3 separate regions of the Homo sapiens genome follow, and regions 1 and 2 are each linked to region 3. The links are chromatin loops, found by intact Hi-C in ENCODE. Cell type or tissue: Calu3. All regions are shown on one strand.

What was found. Hi-C counts contacts between places; a loop is a spot of excess contacts. Peaks named below come from ENCODE experiments on the same cell type or tissue, not always from the same donor. Only the 100,000 strongest peaks of a DNase experiment are listed, where the experiment ranks them.
Region 1: a loop joins it to region 3, with 10 times the contacts of the local background. A loop is called at or near these places in 45 of 110 quality-filtered maps.
Region 2: a loop joins it to region 3, with 15 times the contacts of the local background. A loop is called at or near these places in 29 of 110 quality-filtered maps.

Annotation. Positions count from the first base shown.
Region 1 is chr10:112,137,746-112,142,745 of GRCh38, forward strand. No RefSeq gene overlaps it. Among named protein-coding and RNA genes, the nearest start is that of GPAM, 44 kb to the right of the region's middle. RefSeq lists an enhancer at 2,286-2,785. In Calu3, a CTCF peak has its summit at 2,595 (motif pointing left); a DNase peak (open chromatin) is centred at 2,576.
Region 2 is chr10:112,311,963-112,316,962 of GRCh38, forward strand. It overlaps the pseudogene GUCY2GP. Among named protein-coding and RNA genes, the nearest start is that of MIR6715B, 15 kb to the left of the region's middle. RefSeq lists a silencer at 2,995-3,104. In Calu3, CTCF peaks have their summits at 3,106 (motif pointing left) and 3,306; a DNase peak (open chromatin) is centred at 3,089.
Region 3 is chr10:111,753,595-111,758,594 of GRCh38, forward strand. No RefSeq gene overlaps it. Among named protein-coding and RNA genes, the nearest start is that of GPAM, 430 kb to the right of the region's middle. RefSeq lists an enhancer at 2,946-2,995. In Calu3, no CTCF peak of the experiment used is centred here; a DNase peak (open chromatin) is centred at 3,057.

The DNA.
Region 1 (5,000 bases), 380 kb after region 3:
CAGACACAAAGCCACGCATTCTCCCTCCCACTCTTCCCCAGTTTGCTTTGCCAATCTTATGTCTATCAATGTGTAAAATTTACACTGTAAATGAATAATAAGGGATAATATGGTGGGTTTTTTAGGTGCAGCTGGCACAGTCTCTGTTAGGAGTGAAGTTCCAACATGGTGATTTAGACATTAAAGAGGTATTTCTAGGCGGCACGCGAGGCACCGCTTTCCCCTTCTGAGAGGAAGTAGGCTTCTATACCATATGACTTGAAATCAGGAGCATTCCACTTTTCAAAGGCCAAGGTGTAACCAGTGGACCCTAAAGGGGAGTGAGGGAGATCCTGAGCTCACTGCCTAGGCAACATCTGAGAGGACCAAGCGGGCTTGGAGTCCCCTAGGCACAGCAATGGAGGGCGGGGGAGAAAAGCAATGACCCGCCCTCACCCTCACTCTGCAGCCACTGGAGGCATCCCTAGGTGCTCCCAAGACAGCAGGTGGCATGTGGCAAGAGAAGCCCATCCAGACCCATTGGCACCCATTTCTCCAACAATATCAAATCCCTATGCTTGTCAGAGAGGCCACTTCCCCATAGCCCAGGAAAAGCTTTTTAAGAGACACAACAGTGAATCAAGCACGGTTCCTGCCCTCGAGGAGTTGGGAGGCCATTCATCGAATGTCAGATCCAACTGCCAATCTCACACTACCCCTCCTGTGCTGTGCTGCACTAGGGCTGTCAAACACATCACACTTTACCTCCCAGACTGCACATGGCCTCAGGACCCCTCCCTCTCTGTGCTCTGGAGGCAGCTGTCCTCCACCCCACCCTAAGCCACTGGAGTTTACCTTGACAGTGTGCCCTATCCCTGTATGGTGGAGAGAGCCTGCTCACCGGTCTCCAGAATGCCCAAATCCACCCATTTCTCTGCGTCCCCACCCAAGCTACCAGCATCTCTTTCTGGACTATGGTTTCTTTTCCTCCCCTTCCACTCAGGACACTGTATACAGATCAGCGGAGGGAAAAAAATGCTCTTTAAAAAGCTTGAGTCTTCATTACCCCCCTTCAACAGCTTCCCTACCTGGCCCTCTGGCATCCCTCTCAGCTCAGATGCTGCCTTCAGCCTTGATATGGTTTGGCTGTGTCCCCACCCAAATCTTATCTTGAATTGTAGCTCCCATAATTACCATCTGTTGTGGGAGGGACCTGGTGGAAAATAACTGAATCATGGGGTCAGTTTCCCCCATACTGTTCTCGTGGTAGTGAATAAGTCTCACAAGATCTGAAGGTTTTATAAGGAGTTTCCTCTCTCGCTTGGCTCTCATTCTCTCTTGTCTGCCGCCATGTAAGATGTGCCTTTTGCCTTAATTGTGAGGCCTTCCCAGCCACGTGGAACTGTGAGTCCATTAAACCTCTTTTTCTTTAGAAGTTACCCAGTCTCAGGTATGTCTTTATCAGAGGCATGAAAACGGACTAATACAAGCCTTCTCTCAGCTTCTCCACCAGCCCAGTCTCTTCCCGCCTTAGGGTCCTCCTCACGCCATCCCCTCTGCCAGGGCAGCCCACTCCCACCCCACTAGCCCCTTGCCAACCTGGCTCTTTCTCAGTCTTGAGGCTTAGCTGAAACATCACCTTGCTCAGAGAAGCCTCGCCAGCTGGCACCCCACAACACACGACCACAGCACCCATGGGTTCCCCACACTGCCCTCGTGGTAGGCTGTGATTGTTTTCCTTACACTGTTTACCTTTAGCCCCATCTTGCCAGCTGGAATAGAAGCTCAAGGAGAGTTGAGATGTTGACTTCATTCACCATTGTATCCCTGGCATCTTGCCGCACATAGTAGGTGCTCAGCAAACATTAGAATGAAAGAATACATGAAAGGGCCCAGCACCATAGAAGCAATGCAATGAGGTTTCAGAGGAGGAAGCAATCACTTACAGGTTGGGGTGGAGAATAAGATTTGAACATGCAGAGGTGAGGAATAAGAAACTGCAGAAGCAAAGGCATGGGGTGGGGTGTGCCTGAGGAAGCACTGAGTGCAGTGAACAGGGAAGGCCAGGGAAAAGCAGGTGGTCTTGGAGGGCTCTGACAGTGATTGACGGAGGAGCAGAAAGGCTCAGGGAAGATGGGCTGCAAGGCAGAGGTGGGCAGAGAAACTGGAGAGAAGGCAATAAAATCAGCAGAGACAATTTGACAGAGAGTGACCAGAGCCTGGACCAGCACAGGGGACGGGCAGATGTGAAACCCAGGCAGAGGTGACAGGGCCTGTCTCCTGGCAGGGGACAGGCTGCCTCGGGTCCCCATCAATCCACATCCCTGTGCCTCTAGGCTGCAGACAGGAAACAGAGGCTAGATGGAGACCTTGGGATCCCTGAGCCATGCCCATTGCTGCCACTTTTACCCCACTTCCCACCCCATCTGCATTTCTGTCTCTCCTTTCCTTTCCTCCACTTGAAGGATCCATCCTGAGGTCTCATTTCTGGCCGTCAGTGATAAGCTGCAGTTGCTAAGAAGCACCCCAGGAGGCGTCCACCTGGTCCCAGGGTCTGGGCGGAGGCCACACCTTTTTTTCCAGTCCTGGGCCTGGTACCCCTTGATGAAATCTGACCGCCATCTAGTGGACAGAGTTGGAATGCGCAGTGTGGCCACACCCTGCACCCTGGTCCAGGCGGGGCCTGATGCAAGCAAATTGGCATCGGAAAATTCACGACCAACAAGAAGGCTGAGGAGGCTGGTGAACCCCAAACCACTAGTCCTGCATACGGATGCCCCTGCTGAAGTCCAGGTGAGGCTTAATGCAAGCAAATTAGCATCTGAAAATTCATGACCATTAGCAAGGCTGAAAAGGGTGGTGAACCCCAAAGCAGTAGCCCTGCACATGGATGCCCCTGTTTATGCGGTGGTTTCAATATGCTGGCCAAAGGAGCCAGTGGGCAGGGAGGGGTAGAAAAGCAGTGGCTCCTGCAGAAAGTGTGCAGACTCATCTGGAAAAGGGCAGGCCTCTTAGCAGAGCTAATGTGTATAAAGTGTTTACCATGTGCCACGCTGGTGCTAAATGCTTCATGCATGCTCATTACTTCATCTGATCTCCTATCAGGTGGAAATGACTAAGCAAAAAGCAGACACAAGGTTCATGTGGCTGGTAAGTGCAGAGCAGGGATTTGAACCCAGGAACCCTCAGCCAGATTCTGAATCATAAAGCTATAAACCCCTGGACAGCAGTCACATGCAAAGGCAGTTAAGACAGAAGGCATTTAGGTAGGAAGCTGCCCCCAGACCATGCACCAGACTCTAGCTGCTCGAAACTCTCGTCTGTTGGTAGTTCAGAGCTCTGTACTGGAAGAAGGCTGTGAAAATGGACTTGCCCATGACCTTCCAGGTTGTGGCTTTCTATTATCCTGAGGCCCCTGACATGAGATTGGCCCACCCATCACACTCAACAGCAGTGTGTGCCTCCCTGCTTCAAATACTTATAGCCCCTTTACCCTGGAACGGGTGGGTTTAATTCCTAAGGCAGACACATGGGTCCTGGGAAGCGGGCTTTACTTTTTTTTGGTAAAGTCCCACATTCTAGAGCATTACCTTCCTTCTCCTTCCCCTCATCTCGAAACCCATATCATGAAATCCAGACATCCAGGAAGGAAATCAAGGTCAAGGAAACTTCAGGTTCAGTGGGAAGAGTTGGAGTTTGAGTGCCCACTCACGAAGCTTCCCCTAAGAGCTTGAGGAGTTTCCCAAGACACACTCATTGTGCTTCTCCATCTGTAAAATGGGAAGTGGCTAGTCGTGCCTGTAAAGCTGTTAGCCCAATGACTGGCAATTAGTTCTTGCTCAATACGTATTACTTTACCTTTACCCTGAAAAAAAAAAAAAACAAATTGTCTGTCTGCTTTCTTTTTTTCCGTTTTAAATAAAGATAGGCATTTGGAGACATTTCACTCTATTTTGGAAAAAAGAAAAGTGTACGTCCAATAATTAACAACCCCTCACCCTTGGTCTGAGAACCAACTGGGTAGGGGGAGTGTGGCACATGAAAAGACACATGCCCCATCCAAATGCTCTCTGTTCACTAGCAACCCCTTACTCCATGCTGCGGCACAGACCCAGGGCCGCCAGGTCTTCTGACAGATTTAACAAAAGCTACAATTTTACAGAAAAATGTTCTGACATCTGAAGCATCGACCTCATTTCTTTGAAAATTTAAAGTTATCAAAGTAGCTTTAAATAACTAAAGCTACTTTAATTATTTACAGTAGCTTTAGTGATGTGATGTGATGGGTGGGCCATCTGTCTGGAGCCCACAGGTCACCACTATGTGTGGCCACACACAGGCCTCGCATATTATCACTTAAGAGTTTTGTTAAGTTTCACTGCTGGGGCCAGGCACAATGGCTCACACCTGTAATCCCAGCACTTTGGGAGCTGAGGCAGTCATATCACTTGAGGTCAGGAGTTCGAGACCAGCCTGGCCAACATGAGGAAACCCCATCTCTACTAAAAATACAAAAATTGGTCGGGCATGGTGGCGCTCACCTGTACTCCCAGCTACTCGGGAGGCTGAGGCAGGAGAATCACTTGAACCCAGGAGGCGGAGTTTGCAGTGAGATGAGATTGCACCACTGCACTCCAGCCTGAGCGACAGAGTGAGATTCTGCCTCAAAGAAACAAAAAGCAGAAAACAAAACCGTCTGGTGAACTGTTGAAGGGATTCCTGTCCCCACTCTCTGGTTCTTGCCCTTCCTTCAAGGCTCAATTAAAAACTAACTCTGATATGAGACCTCCCTCAATCACCATCCAAATCTCCAACTACAATATTGTTAGGTAACTTTTCTTGGATAAAGTCCTGTGTCCCCTGAGAGCCAGAGGGCTGCCCCAGGTGAGGCCATGGTTGGCCCTTTGTATCTTCTGCCTTCTCTAGGCTCTGTGAATGTGGGTTGATGATGGTAATAACCCTCCCCGAATACTTCCCACCCTGAATCCTAATCTCTCTAAGCACAGTTGATCATCTTTCTT
Region 2 (5,000 bases), 560 kb after region 3:
TGGTTTTCTGTATTTTAGTACAGACAGGGTTTCACCATGTTGCCCAGGTTGGTCTCAAACTCCTGAGCTCAGGCAATCCACCCATCTCGGCCTCCCAAATTGCTAGGATTACAGGCGTGAGCCACTGTGCCCAGTCCTTACTTTTGGTTGAATACATTGAAGCCATTGTGTGTCCTTGTTGTTACCAAGCAACCTAGCTAAATAGAAATACACATGCAGAGACAATTCAAACTTTTATTTCCCCTAAAGATGTTACTGTTCAATGTCCAGGTTCCTAAAAGCCCTGGACCTAGGAGTGGAACCCGGAACTACCTGCTGCCATCCCTGGACCATCAGGCCATCAGTTTTGTCTACCTGTGTAGAGGCCAATACGAAGCTGGAGCTTCTCCTGGGGCATGTGCCCAATTTGGAAGCAGATGGTGGCACTGAGGAAGTGCAGGGACATGGTGGCAATCTCAGCCACATGCTGGCTTCCATTGTGGTAGGGAGTCCACTAGCCACCATGTATGCATCTCCAATGGTCTCAACCTGAAAACAAAGTGACAGAGTGACCTTTGTTTTCCATGAGGGAGGCCAAGGGTTGGGGTGGGGTCAGAGATTAAGGCCCCTCATTTGTCCCCAACCTTGAGGCCCCATGTTTGGACGCGTCACACTCCCTGACCTCCACCCCATGCAAGTTCCAGCATTTCTTCAGTTCCTGCCCTTGTCATGGCTCTTCCACAAAGCCCCCCTCACCCTCCTTCCCTGAGCCTCCCTCCCCACAGTCACTGTTTCCTCCTCTGAAATCCAATAGTAGCGGTGACTATATTTCCCCAGCCCAAATTCAGAACCAGTGAGACAGGGAGCAGTATGCTCCTAGAGTCAACCTTGAAGGGTGAGGTGGATCCGTCAAGCAGAGACCATCTCACCCAATATTATATATATATACACATTATATATATATAATGTATGTATCTGCCTGTCTGTCCTCTTCCCCCTCCATCCTCCTAATAAAATCAGCTTTCAGATCTGTCATTCACAATAGAGAAATAAATGACAAGTAGAAGCTTAAAGTTACAGCCCTTTCCAGATACATTTGCATTTTAGCAGAATCCAAAGATGATGTGGTAAAGGCTGAATTTCAGGCATTAGCCAGACAGTAAGAACACCTCTGTCCTGGTGACCCTGAAATTACGCAAAGTCAACTATTCGACAAGCCTCACCTGCTTCCGGGTTTCCTCTCCCCACCGTGGTAACGTCCTTTAGAAATACAAACTAAGTTTTAATATGAGCTCAAGCAAAACACAACTGAGAAGGTAATACTAAGAGGAAAATCCCAGAAGATATCCTCCTAAGCAGGGCAGGTTCTGATTTTGTTGGGTGTGTGTGATCTACTCTTAAAGGTTATCTATACCATCCTTTCTTTCACCCTTGAACAGAGGCATCATTTGTGGGGAACACTGGGAGATAAACATTGAAGACGTGTCACTGTGTCACTGAGATATGTGACCATATGACCACACTGTCCCCCAAATCTCGCTATCCCCAGGTCCACAGGCAGAGACAGGGCCCTGGGATTGTGGTCAGTGCTGGTGCACTTGTGGCTGCCCACCAGGCATGTATGAGCACAGGCACACGGTACTGTCCCTAGAGTCATGGGCTGACCCCTTCTAAAGAGTCAGAACACACAGAAAGCAGCCCTCATCACCACCACCACCCGGCAGTCATGAAGAGCCAAAACATTTCTGTTTTCCCCATCAAAAATGGTTTTCACTCCAGGTGACCGTGTCCTTCTATCTCCCACAGTAGCACCCGGCAGGGAATTGTTGCTGCCCCGCTTTTAGTCACAAGTCTGATAGTCTAAAAGTGGGAATCTTTCTTCACTCTTAATTGCTAAGGATCAGGACAACAGAGGTGAGACCCACACAAGATCCAAGGACAACCTTTGAAGGACAGTAAACAGGAGCCTCTCTGCCTCTGAAGGAAATGTATTTAGGAAAGACGGGAAGGAATTAGCCAGTGGAAGGTCAATGCCTCTTTTTAAAAAGTGTTTACTGTGAGATAAAATAATGGAAGGAAACAGAGGAAACTGGTGAGTTTTGACAAGCACATACATCTGTGACTAATCAAGACCTTTTCCAAGAAAACAAACAGAAATAAAATATTGAGTTTCTGCCGTGAAGTGACATAGACTGAAATGGAGCTTCCTCCTGGCTGATGTCTGGAATCAGTTCCATTCTCCATCATGCCCCGGAGACAGCCTGCAAGGAGCACACGTGATCGCACAGTCAGGATGAGGCATCTCACCTTATAAACATCATAAGTTGTGATGATGTGATCGAATAAACTGTACACGTCATTGAGGAGCTTGACGACTTGCAAAGGGGAGCTGAGAGAACACAGCTTTGTGAATCCAACAATATCAGATAAAAAGATTGTCACAGATTCGAAATGTTCTGGTTCCACGGACCTTCCGGCTAGTAGTTGTTCTCCAGTGAAGCTGAAACCAGAGAAACGGATCATTTTTGAATGGGATCTTATTCATCTCATCTCCTACAGACTCCTGCAAAGTTGTCCTCATTGGTCCTTTTGCTTCAATGGCTAAGCTTTTGGTTAACAAAATTCATTTTCTAGAGGAATTCTTTTAACATCCACTTCTCCAGTTGCATTCTCTCTAAAGAGATATTTTAATTGACGTGTATAAATTGTGGGGGAGTAGGAGAGAGGGTCACATAATGCCTTTACAAAAAGGATTTTCTTTATGTATATTGGTTATAGAGTTAGGGTGTAAAGACTCTGCAGTTGTGGAAGGGAATATAATCATTCACCAATCCACAAATCAATTTCATTTCAGTCAACCAATCTCATTAAAAATCCCTGCCCCCACTTCTTTGGTCTAGACATGCAAGAAGCGCACGGGAATTTTAACAGCAAATACTTCTGCCAAGTGTTGAGAGAGTGAACATATAGAAACAGAACCAAAAATGAAGCAATATTTGAATGTGAAGCCACAGGTACATATTAAACTGTGTGGAGGTTTTGGACCTACAATCAAATACAGGGGAGGTAGCAATTAGTCGGACTCGTGAAACGAGGGCGCCATCTAGTGGCTACTCTCCTGTTGCTGCATCCACCACCCTCCACGTAAAAGACCGACTACAGCCTCTATTTCTATGGATTCAGGAGAGTTTGCCTCTATCTCCCTTTACAGGTGTACCAAACTGCACAAAAAAAAATGCCTGACCCCTTTTAGAAGAACCTGACATTCTCTTAGAAAAATAATCATGGAAATAATCCCCCCTATGTGGGGCTGCTAGATGGTGATGCCGCAGCTTCAAGGCCCCAGTGCTTCCGAATACCTGGGCACTTTGGTGGACAGAAGCTTCTCCACCTTCCTCTTCTCTGCAGTCAGCTGGCTGGTCCTCTCTTGCACCACTTCCTCCAGGTAATTGGCATACACTTCCAGCTTGCTCATCACACTGGCCAGTATGCTCACATGACTTTAAAAGAAACCAGACATTGATGTTTTCTCCCAAGACCCTTAGGGCCTCAGTGGAACAGAGCTTCCAGCTACACATTCCAGGAAAATATTGCTTGCCTTTCAGGTGTCCTAGTTAAGGGTTGCCAACGGACATCGGGGAAGTGACAATGGCATTGCAGCCGCGTGACAGGACAGAGCCTGCCTTTCATCAGCCCTCTAAGCTGCCTCCTTCATTTCTCTGAGCCTCACTTTACTCATTTGGAAAATGAAGATAATCACGCGTACCTCATGTACATACGATCACGTTGTTGTTCTGAGGATGTAGGGAGATAACATGCATAAAGTGTCTAGGGTCACGTCCAGGGCCACAGGCACTCAACAAATGGTGGCCTTCAATGGCCCATTCCCCACCTCCCAACAGACATTGAGAATGCAGATTTCAGGATGGGTCATTCCTTTCTTTTCAGACGGTCTAATGTAAGGGCACTTCTAGATTCTATTAGTCCTTTGTTTTCGAAGCGTCTTCAGAGAACTCATTTAAATTCCTCATCTTCAGATGAGGAGACCTAGACTCACATAGGAAAATAGATTTGTCATAACATTGAGGTCCATATTTTCTAAGTAAAAAATATGGGGATGTATCTTAAGCTTACTTAAGAGGTATCTTTAGGTTAATTACCTTGATTTAATCATTCTACACAGTATACGTATTCCGAAACATCACATGGTATACCATAAATATAAACAATGTTTCACTTGTTAATTTTAATTTTAATTTTATTTTATTTTACATTTTTGAGATGGCGTCTTGCTCTGTCACCCAGGCTGGAGTACAGTGCTGCAATCTCAGCTCACAGCAACCTCCACCACCCAGGTTCAAGCGATTCTCCTGTCTCAGCCTCCTGAGTAGCTGGGGTTATAAGTGTGTGCCATCACGCCCAGCTAATTTTTGTATTTTTAGTAGAGATGGGGTTTCACCATGTTGGTCAGCCTGGTCTCAATCTCCTGATCTCAGGTGATCCACCTGCCACGGCGTCCCAAAGTGCTGGGATTATAGGCTTGAGCCACCACACCCAGCCTCATTTGTTAATTTTAAAAATCATTTAAAAATGATTTTTAAAATTTAAAAACTATTACGAGCTTGGAAATGCAGAACCCAGGGCTATTGTGTTAAGAATGCATAGCTGAGGCCAGATACGGTGGCTCTTGCCTGTAATCCCAGCACTTTGGGAGCCCAAGGCAGGCAGATCACCTGAGGTCAGGAGTCTGAGACCAGCCTGGCCAGCATAGCGAAACCCTGTCTCTACTAAAAATACAAAAATTAGCCAGGCATGGTGGCACACACCTGCAGTCCTAGCTGCTCAGGAGGCTGAAGCATGAGAATCACTTGAAGCCGGGAGGCAGAAATTGCAGTGAGCCAAGATCATGCCACTGCACTCCAGCCTGTGCAACAGAGCCAGACCCTGACTCCAAAAAATGTTTTGTTTTGTTTTTTTAAATAATGCATAGCTGAAGGTCCAAATTAAGAGTAGACACCTGA
Region 3 (5,000 bases):
GACATCTTTAATTTGTGTAAATCTTAGGAAAAAAGTATTCAATCTTTTACCATTACACAATAGGTTTTAAAAGATATCCTTTATCATCTTAAGGAATTTCTTTTCTAGTCTTATGTTACTGAGAGTTTTTATCATTACTGAGGTTTGATTTTTTTTCAAATGATTTTTCTTTATCTATTAAGATAATCATATGGTTTTCCCTTTTAAGTTTGTTATGGTGATTTATATTAATTTGTTTTTGAATGTTGAAATAACATTGCATTCCTCAGGTAAGCCATACTTAACCATGATATATTATTCTTTTACATATTGTTATACTTGACTTGGCACTATTTTGCTGAGTGTTTTAGCATTAATATTTATGAAGGATATTGTGCTGCAGGTTTATTTTCTTATAATTTCTTGGTCTGCTTTTGGTATGAGGTTAATTGTGATCTCCTAAAGTGAATTTAGTTTCCATAGCAGATTTGAAATTTTTTTAAAAAAATTGGAAATTGTCAGGATTTTAGAAGAATAAAAAGAAAAGTAGCAGGCATTCTGAGTTGTAGTAGATAACAGCAAAAATGTAGCTATGGGAATGCTGAGGCCAATTCAGGGGACAATGAGAAAGCAAGTCTGGTCTAAGAGGAAGTATGGGAGAGGGTTGGAAGAGAAAATTGGGCTGGTACTATTTGAACTTTGGGTTCCAGCTTGATTACTAACTGCATGACCTTAAATAAGTGACAACCTCCTTAAGCCTCATATTTGTCGCCTCTAATATAAGGATAACAATATCCCTTCTTCATAGGATAAAATGAGATAAAGAACCAAGCCTAGCGTTGGGCACATGTTAAATGTTCAGCACATGTTTATGATGATGATGGTAGAGATAATAATGATAATGGGATTAATACTGTGTCATCAATGCCCAGCTATAAACCAAGGTGTTAGAATTCTGTTCCATAGATGATAGGGAACTACTAAAGGGGAGAGTGTTAATGATCAAATTGACTCTTTATGAAGATGAATTTGACTATGTCTTCAAAATGGACTAGGAGATGTAGATCAGAGGGGCAGGAAATAAAGCCAAAATTTTCTGTCTAATAAAAGTTCCGACATGGAAAAAAAAAAAGCATGGAGAAAAAACAATAATGTACATTTTTCTCTCCAACGAGAACACTGTTTTTCTACCTGAGGTTTTGTCCTGGTTGAGCATATATACATTTGGATATTTTCCTACCAACTCAGAATCAATATCAAATTATCTTTTTCTCTAAGATTTGGAATTCTTATCCTGTGATGTAGTCAACTATAGACAGTATAATTGGAATCAAATAAATAGAGATTTGAGACTGATTATCAGGTACTTAATGTTCTTGTTCAAACCAATACGACAAGGACTGAAGAGAGGAGTATAGGACAGGGTATACTTTGCCTAAACAAAAAATTTTCTAATCACTTCCTAGAGCACTGTTTGCTTATGAAGTATAACCTTGTTTAGCCACACTGAGAAGGAGCTCACCAGTCTGATGGGACCAATTAATGAGGCCAAACTGGCAAAGACTTAAGACAGCCGCTTTCTATAGCTGACTAGGAGGAAATAAACATACTCAGTTTAGGAACAGTAGTTCAACTTTCTTTTTGCCAGATAGTCGTTAATGCACAAGATGGCCATTTAATTCATCAAGATGGCTGCTTTGATATTTTCTCCATTAGTAGGTATGAGTTTTTACTGAATTGCCTACAAATCTCTTGGATCACCTTTCCACCAAAAGTATATGTTTCTGAACTGGAAAACTGAAAAAAACAATAACAGTCTGTGTATAGTCAGTAGAGCTGGTCTGTGTCTAAGAAACCAAGTGGACAATAAATGGCCTGCATCACTACCCTACTGTGACATTGCCTTCGAAATTGAAATTTGATCTGGCTTCCTTGGGACTTGGACTGTATCTCTGCGGATCCTTTTAAACCTTATCTCCTAGTGCCAAAACATACCACCACCCTTTCCCCAAACCACTGGCAAAGTCAAAAATTACAAAAGATACCTTTTCATCCTCGATCTGAGCCAGCTATTATTCTACCCACTATTCTAGTCCCAAACTAATCTTTGTTCATTTAATCTACAAACATTTATAGAAGTTTACATCTGTGCCAGGGATCTTGTTTGACCCAAGAGATAGATCCCAACATTCCCAGGACTGGTGTGTAGCTCAGTTTCATACATTTGTTCCAGCCCATATGTTCTTCATTCATGTTTCCAGTCTTCAAGCCGGCAATTCCACATCTTTATCCTCCATGATAGTAAGAGCTTTCCTTATTTCCCTAATCATTTTGTACCTAGTTCCTAAGAGAAACCACAATTGTTGCTCTGAATTTCCCTTTCCTAATTAACACGGTGATAAAAGTCCAAATACTCTCATAGCTCAACAAAATGTGGGTCTGTAAGGACATCTTATTTACTTAGAAACAAATGGCATTTTAATCCGTAGAACATTTTGTGTTAGAATGGTTATCCTTTTAGTTATTGTTTCTACTGTCAGAAAAAATATATATTCTAGAAACACTAGTTATTACTGCTCAGTAAAAAAAGGGTTTGAGGTCTTCTGAATTATTAGTTATAACAAACTATTCCCTGAGTTCATGCTATTGTATTGTGTTTAAAACGATAATCTTTTCAAAAATTAGCGTTATTGTTAATTTGTGGAATCATAATAAAATCTGGTGCATAATTCTAAATAGGCAGGCAAAAGAACAGCCCACTCCAGGAAGGAGACCGGCCTCGCCCCTGTGTCTGAAAGCCAGCAGCTGTGGAGCTGGGGGAGCAATAAATAAGAAAGAGTCTATGGAGAGGACAGAGACAGCATTCAACTCAGCAGAGCCCAGCCTTGCTGTGACATGATATGATCTGGAAGAAATGTGACCTGTATTCCACATTGACCACCCTTGCTCCTCCCCATCCTGTAGAAGACGACCTGCATCTCGGGTAAATTCTGTTAGAAGAGTGAAGCCAGGGATGCAGCAAGCCGGCACAGCTGGGCAGAAAAGCAGTGAACTGAGTCTCATCCCACAAGAGGGAGCTCTCGGTTCCGCACAGCTTTAAGTGACTGCACCTGATGCAACTACCCAAGCAAATCCTTCACGTGGATTTCTGCTGCCATACTTTCGTTACTGAAACACCATTTTATCATACTTCGTACAATCAGGAAAGATCTGTGTCTCCTCTCCCTTCTTTGCAGTTTGTCTCTACAGTGTAAGAAGCTGGAAGGTCCTTATAATTTCTCTGGGTAAGATTTGGTTTGAATTAAAGCTAAGAGAAGGACAGGGACATAAGAGATGTTCGTGTGAAGAAGGCAAAGGGACTTGTTTGTGTTTCTGCCGGAAGACAGGGAGCCTACTGTTCTTTGGGTTAAGGAGAGCAACCATGATGACTCACAGTAAACATTTCCAATGACAGAGCCCCAGGTTCTGGAATCCAGATCCTCTTCTCAAGTTTCCCCTCACCATACCCTTGTCAAATAAAAATAAGTAAAATCTTCCATGTTATAATCCTTTAGGGGAAGAACACTTCCCTTCGTGACTAGAGGCCATGTATGCAGGATGCTAGACACCACTCAAAGCTATCACCTCCCATTCAATCCATCAGTGAAGCTTGCCAGTTCTAGTTTTGAAGTATATCTGGAATATGACCACTTTTCACCCTTACCACCTCCTCTGCCAGCACCTGGACTGAGTCACCATCTCTTACTTGAATTATTGCTTTTGCCTCCTTTCTGAGTGCTCAGTTTTCAAACTTGCCCCTATAGTTTATTGTCTATTTTAAAACCAGAATGATCCCATCACAGTGTAAATCCAATTTTGTGACTCCTTTGCCCAGCATGTTCCAATGATCCCCTCTTTCTCAGAATAAAATCCAAGGTCCTTGCCTTGGCTTCGGATGTCCTACATGATCTGGCCCTCTCATCACTCTGATCTTGCTTCCTATCAGTTTCTAACTTGGCGAATTTACCCTGGCCTGGAACATTCTAACACCCTCCTGCCTGAGAACCTAGATACTCACTGTTCTCCCTGTCTAGAAGTTTCTTCTCCCAGATAGCTAATGGAGAACTGCCTGATTAGGCAGAGGGAACAGTGACTCCTCTCTCCCTTGGTCACTTTTTTGCTCCAGCCACTCCTTACTGGAGGCACTGCCCCTGCTGATCCTCAAATGTGTGGAGCCTCATGCCTCAGGGCCTTTGCCTTTGCTGTCCATTCTCCTTGGAACATGCTTCTCCCAGATATTTGGGCAGGTTACTGCCTTGCACTTGCACTGCACTGCCTTGGTCTCTGCCCAAATGTTACAGTCTGAGAAAAGCTCACCTGACCCTGATTTCCAAAAAGGACCACTTTGTTTCTCATCTTTTCTTTTTTACTTTGTTTTGCTTTGCTTCTTAGCACTTATTACCATCTGATATATTATTCTATGTTTACCTGCTTTATTGCCCTCCCCCCTGCAATAGAATCTAAACTCCCACAAGTACTGGAACTATATCTTTTTTGTGTGGTCATCATGTCATTTATGAAAGGAGTGATTAATAAGTATTTGTTAAATAAATGGGTTGATAGATGAATGAGTAGCCCTAATGAAACAGGAATAAATATCCACATCTTACAGATGAGAAATGAACAGACTGCCAACCCAACACAGCCAGCAACCAGTACAGATGAGATCCAAATCCAAGTCCATGCTCTTAACCACAGACTAAACTCTGATTGATAGTATAGTCCCTTCCTGATGTCCCCTGGAGTTGCAGTACCATGTAGTAATAGACAAGAGAGAATGAGGCACGTGCTAACTCCTCTTTCTTCTCCAGACAGGGACACTAGTGAAACTCTCTCCTCTCTCTGAAGAGGGATTAATAACACTTTCTAATTTTGCAGATCTTAGAAGGAAAGACAAAATTAAGTAGATGCCAGATCTTGGTGGTTTCAATTTAGTTACAGGAGAAGTAGGTTAGTGACTTTTGTAGGTTCCAGAACAATTT